3 separate regions of the Homo sapiens genome follow, and regions 2 and 3 are each linked to region 1. A link is a loop called in an ENCODE intact Hi-C map of the cell type or tissue named here. Cell type or tissue: dorsolateral prefrontal cortex. All regions are shown on one strand. Region 1 has its middle 910 kb from the start of ALCAM. Region 2 has its middle 750 kb from the start of MIR548AB. Region 3 has its middle 580 kb from the start of MIR548AB.

Region 1 (5,000 bases):
CACAAAAAAGGCAATAAGTTGGATTTGGATCATGAGCCATAGTGTGTCAGCCCCTGGCTAGGAGAACTGCCCATGTCAAGGAGCTTAAAATTGGTCTCTATTGTTGGAAAGTTGAACAGTGAGCAGTAGCAGTAGCTAGATCAGTACTGATGAGTGACTTTGCTTTCAGGGCCATGCCTAGCTTCCAGCCCTGCAATGGCTATTTTATGTATGTGTTTATATTGCCAGCATGTGGGTTACCAATTACAGAAACTGGTGACTTTATGAATCATTCTGTTTAGTTAATTTAGTACTAAATTAACTGGTGAACAGTTTCTAAGGTGGTCCTCTGAAACTGCATATAGAGTTTATCTCCCAGCCTCCCTGGAATACATATATCTTACTAAGGCCTCCAATGCACTGGCCACCTCTTGCTCATTTGTTCTTATCAGCTTGAGTCCATCAATACAGTCAACCATTGTGATATTATCTGGATTTCCAGACCTCTCAGGTTTCTTTGAACTTAAATTATACTATAAGGAAGAGCAGACAAGTTTGTGTAGCCTTGGAACAAGACTGGAACTGTTAACTATTATCTCGTCGAAGAGAATCTTGGCTAAACATGGCCAAAGCATGGGTGGAGGAGCCAGTTTCAGAGGCTTTTACTTGTTCCTTACAAATGAAGTTGCCTTTAACCCACAATCCAAGGTATTGCTATGCCAGTCACCCATGTCTATCCCAATGATGTACTGAGGAAGCGGTGAATAGCCATCATAGAGTCTATGTTCCCAGTAGATGACTCACTCTGAACTGGCACTATACCAGGACTCGGTTTACTACCTGCCGTTTATATGCCTCCACTCTTAATATTAGTACAGTGGTGATCCTTTTAATCCTGTATATCAATGTCTATTCAATCCTTGTGTGTCCTCCAAATATCTGGTTATTCCCCAAACACCAGCAATGCTTCACAAAGAAAATACAGCTATACATTCATTTAGGAAAGCATTGAAAGAATTGAGAGACTTTATATTTTAAACACGTGTTGTAGTGCTGTAGGACACTTTCTCCTAAGGATTCATGTTTCCCTTAGTAAGTTCCATGTTTGAAAACAGCTCAGATTTAGAACCTGGGCAAAGGATTATTATGCCTTTCTGTGAGGCCAACTGCCATCAGCCTCCTGAATATACATTCTTGATTTCTTTGGCTTAAATATTTTAAGCAATGCTTTTGTTGGTTGGTCTTCTATCTTGCTCCTGGGAATGCAATGTTTCATTAAGCATCATTTTAGTTCTCTTCAAATCAAACCCTCCATGCTCCCACTAAAAAAATTCGACTTGCTATGAAATTGTACTCACCTTGCTTCTAATAGTTAAGAAACACCACTCAGACTTTAGAATTTTAGGTTTCTAGCATCCTCATTGCTAGCAGAAAACTCAAATAAGTCACTATATCTCCTGCCATCAACCCTAGCCTAAACAGGACAGCCACCAATGAATACCTCATTGGCGCTGGCATCCTTTCCAGTAGGCCATTATTGCAATTATAAATAGAATCCTCTCCAAACTTTTTGTTGCAATATGATTATCTAGTGAGTATCCTGGCCTTATTCATTATATTCATTCTTTAGCATGCCTAAATTTCTGGGCCTTTTGATCCCTTCTTATATCATCTTTGATGAGAGTTCTGGCTTTTCTACTTCACTTTTTAGGTGCTTCCATTTTCCCCACTTTCTAAGAGCCTTTCTAGCAGCATATTAGCATTTTTTTCTGAGATCTCTTGCTAGGATGTTAATGTTATCAGGGAAATATTATCATAATAATAATGTCTATTATCCAAATTTATGTTCTGCTCCCTTTGACTCAGCATCTTCTGTCTCCTACATACTCTCTCAGCCCCTCCTAATACCTATTGGCCAGTCAAGCATTTATAGCCCCTATCATCCATTTGCTACACAAGACTTCCCTGGATTGGTTATGGAGTGACTTAACTCTGGTTATTGGTTTAGTGGCCATAACGGAACTTGGGGATGATTGTGGTGGGGTGGGTTCTTTTCATACAGGGCAGAGTCCTGTGCAGCATATTAAAGAAAAAAGATCAGTTTCTTAGCTGCTAAGAGTGGGGATTGAAGCACCACTTCTAAAACTTGAGAGATTTTAGGGAATCTGAGAGTTTTATGTACCAACCCAGATGTTTCCTTTTAGAGATTTCAGTTGCATTCCTTCCCAGTCAGAGTCCTGACTTCAGCACAGCAGACCTGCTTAGTTGAAAATGCAACATTCTTTGAAGTTCTGTTACTGGACCTGATTTTCAGCTTTCTCTGCCCTCTAGCTGCAGGAAACTAGATATCTTCACTTGCTGCCAAGGAAGCTTTCTGGCTTTCACATCTAGCCTTTAATTACTGATTAATTATCCTCAACCTTTTATTATCTTTTGCCACAAAGTTCCCCAAGCAAAATTCATCCCATTCAAAAGTCATCAATCTAATTCTTTATATTACAAATGACTGATAATATTGTGCCTATTAGTATATTTTCTTCCACAGTTTATTCTATCCCAGTTCTCCTTGAGTGAACACTTTAACAATTGTGCTGCTATCTTAAGCTGGGCTGTCTCTGTTCCACTACCACCAGTGAGGTGCTCTGCCATCTGGCCAACTTATGATCCAGCTCTAAAATATTAGCATGAGGCCCACTTTCTTTGCCAATAACCATTATCAACTATTATATGTTGTTTACCTGGAAAGCAGACATTGAGGTGGAAATTGGCATGTGGAAATGTATTGGGGAATGCATATCAGTGAGGGAAGGAAGGAGTCAGAATTAGACTAAAGGAAAACTTAGCTTCAATGAAGTCAGAACAAGGCCTTGTGAAACTGGAATTACTTTTCTGATTTATCTTTAGTTGGGGAAAAGGATAGGGAAAATACAACTCCAAATAGGCCAGTCACTGGTTTTAGGCTGACCCTAGAAAGAATGTGTGATCTTGTCAGCCATATCTGGAAAGAGCTGCCAGCTGAGAGCTCTTAATCAGCAACACTCTCAGAAGTTGAAGCGAGGGTTTTGCTAGTTGAGTGCACTGTGCATTACCTTAAGGTTACCACTATTTTGTTTCATGTTACATGAATTCTCAGCAGTGTTTGATAGTCATGATGTGTATGAAATGACATGATTTGTTTTTTATTCATCTTCTGGTTACTACTTTTTTTTTTTTTTTTTTTTTTTTTTTTTACATATAATGTCTTCTTTTCTTGCTCTAAACTTGCTTTTTAGATTATCTCATCTATTCCCTGACTTAAATATCAGCTATATAAATCAGGACTCCATAATTCATGTCTCTAGTCCACATCTTTCCTCTGAGTTCTAGGGTCCTATATACATTTGCTTGTTGGACAATTCTGCTTCATTGTCTAAAAGGTAATTCAAAATTAAATCTCAAAAGTAAAAGAACAAATTTTGACCTTATTCATTATCCCAGTCTAAATCTGTTTGTCTACCAGTTTCCTAATTGTCAGCAAATGTAATTACTATCTAGCCTGGTGATCATATCAGAAATCTTGAGGTTATTATTTATACCTCCTATGAGCCTCACCCTGAATCCAATCCATAATCAAGGACTATCAGTTTTCTCTACTGCCTTAACCTTATTTTAAGCTACCATATTTCTATTCTAGACAAAGTCACTAGTCTCCTTACTGATTTCTTGATTCTATTCTTGTCTCCTCATCACTTTCATCATTCAGTATTGAGAATAAACCTCTCAAAGCATAAATCAGGTCATTTCACTGCCACCATTTAAATAATTTTTTGTAATATTATTTATAAATTAACATCTCCTTATTATAGCCTACAAAACCCATCTTGCTTGTGGCTTCTCATTATCTTGGCTTCCCCAATCTATATTTCCATTTCACCTCCCTATTCTCATGTCCTCAAATACAGCAAGTTATTTCACATATCAGGGTCTTTCATATGACTTTTTGTTTTTCTGCATCAAACTTTCTTGAATTCTTCGTATGACTGACACCTGCCTCCTTTTCTTCAGACTTTAGCTTGTCACATTCTCAGAGAGGTCTTCCCTGCCCACTGTTTCTGAGTATAGCCCCCACACTTGAAGCTTGTTATTCTCTATGCCTGCACTGTGATCATTTACATAACTTATTGCCATTTCCCATCCTATATTTTTTAGTTGCTTGTGGTCTCTCTATTCTAACAGACTTGGAGCTTCATGCAAACTTAGACTTCATCTACTTTATTGTGTTTGTTGTTCATTTATGTGAATATTTGCCTGAAATACAGTGGGCTTTTATTATATATTTTATGAATATACATAAATATCAATTTAGTGAATACAAATTGGTTTTTACAGATGAATCACAGGAAGCTAATGCTGCCGTGGGTACTTCTACATTGTAGATACCTAATATATCCTGAAAACAAGGACATTTACTTTTTCAAATAAATCATTTTTTGCTACATGAATGGGAAGCTTCCAGTGAAAATTTCTAGTCTTATTGTGAGTACAAGGCTGGAGTGAAGCCACCCAAAATAGTATCAAAGTTTAATTAAATTAACACATCAGATATAACACATTTAATCATTCTAACGATTGAAACCATTTTACCCTTATTTGACAGCAAAACTACTTATAGACCAACTGCAAGGGATTTTAAGATATTTAGGATTTAAAAAAAAAAGAAAATTACGAATACCTCTGCAATCAAAGGAGAAGTAAGTGAATTTATCACTTACTTGATGCTTTACAGTTTTTTATAGTTTTCTGAAATTTGAATATTTTATAATGAAATACATATTATTTTGAATATAAAATTATTCTATTATTAATTATTCTATTATATTTTTACACCTCATTTTTTACTGAGGCCATATATTATCTTGACTGCCTTTGATTTGTTTCTACTTCTTTGCAGCCACTTTCTGCATCCTTATACTCACGGGCGGCAATATCATGAAACTACTTTTAAATGCCATGATCTTAAAAAAATTCATTTGTTATTTTAT
Region 2 (5,000 bases), 190 kb before region 1:
CCTGGCTTTTTATTATGTATTACTTTTGAATGTCAACATAAATAACAAACAGAGAAAGGCTCTCTAAAAACATTCAGTTTAATCAAAAATAGCAGGGCATTGCAATGCAAATATGCATGCCATGGCAACCATGGGTACATTCAGGGATGCAGAAAAAACATGGGGTTTGTAAAGGTAAAATGAAGAGGATTACATAAATAGTTTAAAAATATTAATCCTTGGCTACAAGGATCAATAAATAATAAGAGTGAGATCATCCCATGGCTAAATAGGCAGTTGCTGGACAGATGTCCTCACAGAAATACTTTTTTCTGTGTGCAAGATTGCAGTGGTTCTGCCAATATCTCTTGTGATAGTGTTTATCAGGCAAATATGCATGAGACCGCTCCCTTCCAAGCCTTCCTTGGCTCTATTTTGTGAGGGTTTGACAAAAGTGACTCCATTTTGGACCTGACAACTTTTGATCCAAAGCCTTCTGATAAGTATCACTGATTAATCATTATGCGCTTAGGTTTTGATTGTCCTTTGTCTCATCCCACATTGGAAGAAAGAGATTGGTGACAAGTAGTCAGTGTGAAAACCATTTTAGCTACATTTCAGCAACAAAAGAGGGTTAGAAGGAGTAGCCTCGGGCTAAGACTGCCCAAAGTTTATTAATTTGGTCCATTCTCAGGCTGTCATCTCAAAGCACTAGGCCAACATTATTCTGTTAGGAGTTGTATTTCTGCAGAATTTTGAAAGGTAAAGGGTACAAATTTTTAAAAGAATATACAGAGTAAAATTGATAGTAATATTGCAGCCCCAATTGCCACAGAAGTTTTGAGACATAAACCTAGGCTTAAAGTCAACCAACTGAATAAATTATATGACCATGGAGAAGTAGGTAAGACCTGCTGTAAACATAAAGTCTGTCTTTGCATTTTGTGTATTCGGGTCTTGATTTCTCCAGATAAATGTATAAAGGTACAGCATGTAGTTTTACCCATAGCACAGGTAACATCTTGCTAATAGATATTCAGGAGCAATTCAGATATCTAGGACTAGCTTACCATGAAAAGTTAATGAATGTTGTTGAGCACTTATAGCTTTTGCAGTGGGGTCTGCAAGAATTCCTAGGGAAACAGATATATTTGAATCAATTCTACATTAGTAACTACGCTTTACTTCAGCACAAAGGCCCAAACCAAAGTTTGGAATCCCATATTTCACCAGCTGATAACTCAGGTTGACACTTTGATCTAGTAAGAGGGGGCTCTTCCAATAATTACTCCAGTGATCAGTTTTAGACCTATTATGTATAGACAACAAAGTATTTAAATATCCTAGTTCACATTGGCCTTCCATTGTGCATGTGTAGAGCATTTGGAGGCTCATAATGAAGTATCCTACACACAAAAGTAAATATACCCAATAGAAACACAGACAATTCTTTCAACTAAGAATTTTTTGTATATATACAAAATATATACCAGGAATCAGTTATATTGGTACATAATGTTAATATTCCTTGCTCTCAAAATTAAGCCATATATCTATATATATATATATTCATATATATAAATATATATATATATATATGTTTGTGTGTGTGTGTGTGTTAGGGGGATCCAAGGAATGGTTGAAAATAAATGACTCTTTGAATATGGATAGGATTATACTAGTAGAACATTCATTAGAGTAGGTAAGGCAGGAGACAGAAGGTGAAAGTAGGGTTTCTCCTGGGTCAATCTAAGGGTCCTTGGAAGAATGATGTGTCCATGTGTGGCTCTGCTCACAGCACTGTTTGGAGCTTGATTGCTTCTAGGTGAAAAGAGATACATTTTACAAGAAGGTAAAATATAGGGTTAGAATATGAGCGTTAAGATTACCACTGTTAGTGAGGGTCCTATAGACCATAACTGACAGTAGAGTTTGATAGCTGCTAGTTATACCAATGGATTGCAATACCAGTTTGCCTCCACTAGATGTTGCTGTACATTACCGGAAACATTTATATAAAAGCAACATTCCTTTTAGGAAAAGTGGCATTGGATTTTGGAGGCTAGAGTAACTTCAGTATTAGCCTTGGCTAGATTTTTTCCTGCAATTATCAATCGCTTTATGATTCCACAGAAATTCTCTTTCCTTTATAACCTTCTTTGCATAGCCAAGGTTTGACATATTACCAAACCCAATATAGAATAGAATAGAATAGAATAGAGTAGAATAGAATAGAAAAAAATAGAATAAAGAAGTTTTAGCAAATTCAATGATAATAAAACTTTTGTGCTTCCTTTTTGTTGGTAGCTATTATCCCTGATATAAGGATAATAATTACACAAAATATTACAGCAATGGAAACTCTCTATCCAATATTTCCGTTAGAAGGTGCTACCATGTATAGCTCTACTACAAATAGTAGAGTGAGTATAATAATTCCTGCAAGTGTGGTGTAGTAGATAATTTCCATCTAAAATTTTACTTGCTAAGATATAGAATTTCCTTTTGGGGCATCTATGAAATTTCTTGGTTTTATTTCCCTCAACAAAGAAACCTCTGGGTTATGGTCATCCTACTCACTTTCATTACCTGGCAGAATTACAGCATAATTGCCCAGAACTAGCATATTGATCCAGATTTTTACATGACCCATCCTTTTGTGTTTTTTCCAAGCTGCAGGATATCACCACTTGATTCACAGGTAGAAGCAGGGTTAGTCTAAAATGTAGGCAAAAAGCTCAAAAACAATTAGAGACTAGAATTTATTGACAAATATATGATAAGCTTTGGAGCATAATTTGTCTAGTCCTCATTTTTGGTAAAATCAAATTATGATAGGACCATGTTGTTCCTAGAATAAATTTTAGCCTTGTACTTGGCCTGATTATTTGCATAAGGTGCAGCAAGAATGGTTATTTCTACATAGGCCTTTTGGATTGGCTTTGATAAAACTCTATTTCACAAGGAATCTCATTTAAGACCTTTTAAAGCCGAGCCCAGCCATGGGTTTTTATCTTCAAGTATCTGTGAGGTGGGTGATCCTTTTCTCTTAAGATCCCAAGATAAACTTGGAGCTCCTGGACTTGTTAGAAGGTGATATTCTTTACTGAACAGGGACTAAGAACCCTGTGCAGGGACTGTGTAGACAAGATATGAGGTCAGTTCTCTCCAAGAGACTTTTATTGGCTCTGCACATCAAGCTTGATTCCGTAAGTGGAGACCCACCCTTCCATTCAAAGCCTTGGTAAAATAAACAGTTTTTCCAATTGTGTCCTGTTGAGAAAAAATAGATTCTTATTGCACTGATGCAAACTATTATATTGCAATAAGTTAAGAGTACTCACAGATAGTTTCCAAATTCTCCAAGAACCGGGAAGAAAGGAACAAACATGCTCCAGATTTTGTTAACAGTAGTACACCTTACTCAATTATTAAAGACTATAAATAGTTCAAAATGAGTTTCCTTAACTGAAAAATAAAATAAGGATCAGCAGTATTCCAACTAAAAGTAAAAAAGGTTGCATTAACTTTCTGAATGCAGTCCATTTAGTTACCTCTTGTTTTGCTTGACATTCATGAACATTTCAGTTCTTCGTGAGTCTTGTACATTCTTTCTCTATACCAATGTTACAATCTTCAAAGCTATTAAAAACCTGCATTTGAGAACACCTGTTAAAGTTCTATAGCTTGATTATAAACCATCTTTTGAGAAGGAACAAAGCAAGACAATTGTCTGTGAATCACAAAATTTCCATGGTAGTTATAATTAAAATATGACTGACAAAGAAGTTTAGTTATCTCCATGGTTTACAATAACTTTAACCTTAATTATGATTGATAGCATTTACTTAGACATTAGAATATTAGTAATCCCATACAATTTTGAAACATATATTTGTATTATTCACCAATATATAACCTAAAGAAGATTGGACATCATTTTGGCAATCTCATGTGACTAAACATGTCAAATAATCCTGTTTACCACTTCTCTGGATATTTCAGGGGCCCTCTGAACAATCCAGAAAGATAGACATTAGGAAAGACAATTTTGAAACTTGAAGTTTGATTTTGGGAAGCCCATTAAATGTTAGAGGTTTAAAACACTTGGTGTTATGAAATAGAATTGCATATTATCATAAATTATTTACTTTGTAGAAATTATGATTCAAAAAGCAAAAAATCCTTTTATTACCCTTTACTATTGCATGAAAATCCTGTTCAAAGCCAAATTTTATACTTGTATTAGTTTATTAATATTAACCCTCATTCTTAAATAAAATCTCATAGACAATTCCATCTAATCTTAACCAATTTGACCATGAGGTGAAATCTTTACAAGCCCTTAGTAACCCCTTTTGCTAAAGGACAGATTAGTGTATTAAGACAGCCTTGTTGTGCTTTTATTTATGTTCAGTTTATGAAAAGACTATGTAATACCCTTTTGAATTTAGTTAATGGTTACACATTTTTTGCAAGATTAATTTTTACAATCTTTTCACAATTTACTTAAACTTTAAGCTGTACCTTATTAAATTTAAGATAGTCCCTTATAACTGGGCAAAATTTACATTTCCATGCTTTCTTATAATCTTTTACTAAGAAGCACATGTTACTGTTTTTATATGTCTTGCATGTAAAACTGTTTAATGATCTCAAATACATGTTGCACTGTTAACTCTTAGCAACTTTTGCTTTTGGTGAGAAACCTGGTTAGTAAGTGATTTTAATTATGCACCAGCTTAAAGATTAAAGTCACATGAACTAAAAAATGTTTGATTTAAATGCTTATTTTTAAGGCAATTAATTTGAGCTCTTTTATAGACATTACAGATAACACATATATACCAACACAAACACAAACAGACAGAAGATTCAGCACTTGTAAGATTTTTCATTTACTACTTTCTTAATTGGTACTGGCTTCAGGGTGGAGCCTTTGGAGAAATAGGGCCAGGGAGCATGCATTTTAGGGCCTAATAAGCATAGACAGCTGAAGGCAAAGACAGATCCCTAAAAGT
Region 3 (5,000 bases), 360 kb before region 1:
TAGCCATTCTGACTGGTATGATATGGTATCTCACTGTGGTTATGATTTTCATTTCTCTAATGATTAGTGGTATTGAGAATTTTTTCATATTCTTATTGACCATGTGTATGTCTTCTTTTGATATCTGTCCATGTCTTTTGCTCACTTTTTTTGTTTTGTTTTGTTTTTGAGACAGAGTCTAGCTCTGTCACCCAGGCTGGAGTGCTGAGGCGTGATCTCAGGTCACTGCAACCTCCTCCTTCTGGGTTCAAGCGATTCTCCTGCCTCAGCCTCCCAAGTAGCTGGGATTATAGGCACCCACCACCACACCCAGCTAATTTTTGTATTTTTAGTAGATACAGGGTTTCACTGTGTTGGCCAGGCTGGTATCACACTCCTGACCTCATGATCCACCTGCCTTGGCCTCCCAAAGTGCTGGGATTACAAGCATGAACCACCACGCCCAGCCCCTTTGCCCAGTTTTTAATGGGTTGTTTTTTGCTTGTAAATTTGTTTAAGTTTCTTATAGATTCTGTATTTTAGACCTTCGTCAAATGTATAGTTTGAAAACATTTTCTCCCATTCTTTAGGTTCTTTTTACTTTGTTGATAGTTTCCTTTGCTGTGCAGAAGCTCTTCAGTTTAATTAGGTCCCATTTGTCAATTTTTGTTTTTGTTGTAATTGCTTTTGATGTTTTTGTCATAAAATATTTGCCAGGTCCTATGTCCAGAATGGTATTTCCTAGGCTGTCTTCCAAGATTTTTATAGTTTTAGGTTTTATATTTAAGCATTTAATCCACCTTGAGTTGATTTTTGTATGTGGTGTAAGGGGTCCGCTTTCAATCTTCTGCATATGGCTAGTCTGTTTTCCTAGCACCATTTATTGAATAGAAATGAGAATAATGTATATTCTATTGTTTGGAGGTAGAGAGCCCTGTAGTTGTCTATTAGCTTCATTTGGTAAAGTGTTGAGTCCAGGTCCTCAATATCTTTGTTAATTTTCTATCTAACACTGTCAGTGGGGTGTTGAAGTCTCCCACTGTTATTGCGTGGAAATTTAAGTCTCTGTGTAGCTCTCTAACAATTTGCTTTATCAGTCTAGGTGCTCCTGTGCTGGGTGCTTATACATTTAGGGTAGTTAGGTGTTATTTTTGAAGTGAACCCATCTTTGACTTTTTAAAAATCTTTGTTGGTTTAAAGTTTGTTTTGTCAAAAATTAGGATATCAACCCCTGCTTTTTTCTGTTTTCCATTTGCTTGGTAGATTTGTCTGTATTCCTTTATTTTGAACCCATGGGCATCACTGCATGTGGGATACATCTCTTGAAGACAGGATACCATTGGGTCTTGCTGCTTTATCCAGCTTGCCACTCTGTGTCTTTTAATTGGGGCATGTAGCCTGTTTATATTCAAGGTTAGTAGTGATGTGTGCAAATTTGATCCTGTTATCATGTTATTAGCTGGTTAATATGCAGACTTTTTTGTGTGGCTGCTTTATATTGTCAACGGTCTATGTACATAATTGTGTTTTTGGATTGGCTGGTAAGGGTCTTGGCCTTGTCTAGTTAATGCTCATTTCAGTACCTCTTATAAGGCAGATCTAATGTTAATAAACTCCCTCAGTTTGTCTGAAAAGGATCTTATTTCTCCTTCACTCATTAGTCTTAACTCACCTGAATATAAAATTCTTAGTTGGAATTATTTTCTAAGAGTTGAGAATGCTGATAATAGGCCCCCATTCCCTTCCGGCTTGTTTCTGCTAAAATGTCTACTGTTAGCCCGATGACGTTCCCTTTGTAGGTGACCTGCCCCTTCTCTCTAGCTGCCTTTAAAGGTTTTTGTTTGTTTGTTTCACTTCAACCTCTGAGAAACTGATTATTATGTGTCTTAGACATAGCCTTCTTGTGCAGTGTCTTGCAAGGGTTCTCTGCATTTCCAGAACTTGAATGCTGGCCTCTCTAGCAAGGTACTAATAGACAACATCCTGAAATATATTTTCCAAGTTGCTTGCTTTCTTCCCATCTTTTTCAGCGATGCCAATGAATCATAGGTGTGGTCTCTTTACATAGTCCCATATTTCTCAGAAGTTTTTTTCCTTCCTTTTTGTTTTGTGTCTGACTCATTTAGTTCTGAGACCAGTCTTCAAGACCTGAGATTTCTCCTTAGTGTAGTCTATTCTGCTGTTATTACTTGTGGTTGCATTATGCAATTCTTGCAGTGTGTTATTCTGCTCACATCTGTTTGGTTCTTTTTTATAATGTCCATTTTCTCTATCAGCTTCAATGTCATTTTACTGTAATCCTTAGATTCCTTGGATTGGGTTTCCAATTGCTCCTGAATCTCAGTGATCTTTGTTCCTATCTGTATTATGAGTTCTATTTCTGTAATTTCCATCATTTTAGCCTGTTTAATCACTCTTGCTGGGGAATAGTATGGTCATATGGGAAAAAGAAGACACTCTGGCTTTTTGAGTTGCCAGAGTTCTTGCACTAGTTCTTTCTCATCTGTTGTTCTATTACTTGTGGCATAATTTGAGTGCAGTCAGTAAACTTCTTTTCTGAATGTTTTCAGAGGACCAGAACTTTGTGCAGGGTATTTGTTTGTAGCTGAATTCTTGTCTTTGGTTTCACAGGGATGTGTATCAGTCAAGTATTTTTGGTGTTTGCATTTCGTCTGTGATCCAGTAGATGGCGCTTAAGCATATTGACCAGTAGGTAGGCTCTTGCTCAGCCATGTGGCTCCAGTGTATTTCCTCCCAATTGCAGCTGCGCTACCCTCTCACTGCTCTGAAAATGTGGACTCCTCTCCCACTGGAGTGCTGGCTGCATATATCAGCTTGACACTCCTGGGCTGCACACTGCAGCTCTAGGGTGAGCTCAGGCTTTATGTTCTCACCCCAGCTTGAAGACAACAGGGGAAGGGACCTTGGCAGTGATTGTGGTAGATGACCTTTTACTTGTTTCTTGGGGTTCCACCCCAGAGAGATGCAGAACCACTATTAATCAGTACAATCGACCAGGGTGGAGTGGCTGTGCTGTGGGATTAAGCCAAGGGGGGTCTCGCCTGGTGATAAACAGGTGGGACAGGGATGTCATAGGGGAGACAAAGTGGCCTCTTCTCCTTAAGGAAACTACAGCTTGCTGGAGGTGTGGTTAAAGCCCTCCGAGTGTTTGTTACTTCCTAAGTCTGAGGGCAGAAAGGGCAGTACTGTGCAGTGGCAGTGACAGAGGGGCTTTTGGTTATCTCTGGGTGCTTCACCTTAGAAAAATGTGGAGCCATTGCTGCTGGGCATGTTCAACCAAAATGTGAGGCACTACACAGCTAGCCCAAGCTAAGGGCTCCACTTGGTGAAGAACTAGGGCTTGAGGGCTCAAAGGGAGGAGGAAACACTGGGCTCCTCTCCATATGGGGGCTGTGGTGTACTAGTAGGACAAGTGAAGCCCTCAGGCTCTTTGTCTCTTCTGTTTCTTCTCCAGACTGAAGGCAGCAGGGGCAAAACCACTGCTGTTGTTGTGGCAGAGGGGCTGTTGGTTGCTTCTGGGAACCCCTCTCCAGGGAAACACAGAGCCAGTAACAGTGAGTATGCTCACTAGGGGTGGGGCAACTGTTCTGCAGTCCCAAGCCAGGGGCCCTTCCTGGTAAAGAGTACGGGTGGGAGCTCACAGGGAGGAGAGACTGGGGTTCTCTTCGCATGTTGGCTGCAACGAGATGGAGGTGCCAGTGTAGCATCCAGACCCTTTTTCCCTTCCCCAGCTCAAGTGTAGTTAGTGCAATACCGCTGCAACTGCAATGGAAGAGGGGCTGTGTGTTGTCTCTGGGATTTCCTCCTCAGAGAAATGCAGAGCTGCTTCTGACTGAAGTGTTCAACTGGGGGCAGGGTGGTTGTCCTGGAGTCTTAGGCCAAAAGGGTCCACCCAGTGAGAAGTGGGAATGAGGATGTGTATGGAAAACAGTCTGACCAGTTTTCCATGGGGCAACTGCACTGTGCTAGGGATCTGCACCAGAAGCTAGTCACCACTCACATTTCAGAGCCTGAGGGCAACAGCAGTGAGGGCTAAGAGGCAGCAAAAATGGTGGCCTGCCTCTCCCTCTGGGAGCTCCATCCCAGAGAATGGCAAAGCTGCTAAAAGCACTAGAGCCCAAGTGCAGCTGGTGTGGCCATGCTAGGGCCCCATGACAGTGGGCTTTATCCTACAAGGTGCAGTGGAGTCGAGGCCTGCAGTCCATTGCTACTCAGATGCATGGATTCAGCCCCTTTCCTGGGGGCATGTGAAGGAATCTGACCTCCCCCATTGCCAGAGATTCAACTGTTTTTCTGTTGTTTTTTTGTTTGTTTTGTTTTTGTTTGTTTGTTTATTTGTTTTTTGAGAGAGAGTCTGGCTCTGTCGCCCAGGCTGGAGTGCAGTGGCGCAATCTCGGCTCACTGCAAGCTCTGCCTCCCCGGTTCACGCCATTCTCCCGCCTCAGCCTCCTGAGTAGCTGGGACTATTGGTGCCCGCCACCACGCCCAGCTAATTTTTTTGTATTTTTAGTAGAGATGGGGGTTTCACCGTGTTAGCCAGGATGGTCTCGATCTCCTGACCTCGTGATCCACCCGCCTTGGCCTCCCAAAGTGCTGGGATTACAAGCGTGAGCCACCGCACCCGGCCAAGATTCAACTGTTAATGCTGGGGTGCCTGGGGATTCAAGGCTCCTGGGACTCTGTGTACATCTGAAAATACACTATGTGTGTACTATGTAGTGCCCTACATAGCCCTCCTTGTCGGTCTAAATGCTCCAGGAGATCTCCTGAAACCAGGATGGCAAAGGTCTGTGGCAGAAATGTGGGTACCCAGGGACTCACCATTTCCTTATGGTATTGGGGCCTCTCCATCTCCATCCCACTACCAGGTGGGCAATTGTCCTGTTTTGCTCCTCTCCATTCTCCATGTGTCAAATTGTTTTTTTGATGAATCCCAATGTGGCTACTTGAATGTTCCATTTGAAGAGGTATTATTTACTCACCATTTCTTCCTCTTTCAG

What was found. A loop is a pair of places that touch in the nucleus more often than their neighbours do. Peaks named below come from ENCODE experiments on the same cell type or tissue, not always from the same donor. Only the 100,000 strongest peaks of a DNase experiment are listed, where the experiment ranks them.
Region 2: it touches region 1 in a loop (10-fold over the local background); 14 of 110 quality-filtered maps call a loop at or near these places.
Region 3: a loop joins it to region 1, with 4 times the contacts of the local background. A loop is called at or near these places in 5 of 110 quality-filtered maps.

What each region holds. Positions count from the first base shown.
Region 1 is chr3:104,458,637-104,463,636 of GRCh38, forward strand. No RefSeq gene overlaps it. Among named protein-coding and RNA genes, the nearest start is that of ALCAM, 910 kb to the right of the region's middle. In dorsolateral prefrontal cortex, a CTCF peak has its summit at 2,301; no DNase peak of the experiment used is centred here; H3K27ac peaks cover 1,057 bases.
Region 2 is chr3:104,271,276-104,276,275 of GRCh38, forward strand. No RefSeq gene overlaps it. Among named protein-coding and RNA genes, the nearest start is that of MIR548AB, 750 kb to the left of the region's middle. In dorsolateral prefrontal cortex, a CTCF peak has its summit at 1,993 (motif pointing right); no DNase peak of the experiment used is centred here.
Region 3 is chr3:104,099,843-104,104,842 of GRCh38, forward strand. No RefSeq gene overlaps it. Among named protein-coding and RNA genes, the nearest start is that of MIR548AB, 580 kb to the left of the region's middle. RefSeq lists an enhancer at 2,761-2,940. In dorsolateral prefrontal cortex, a CTCF peak has its summit at 2,672 (motif pointing right); no DNase peak of the experiment used is centred here.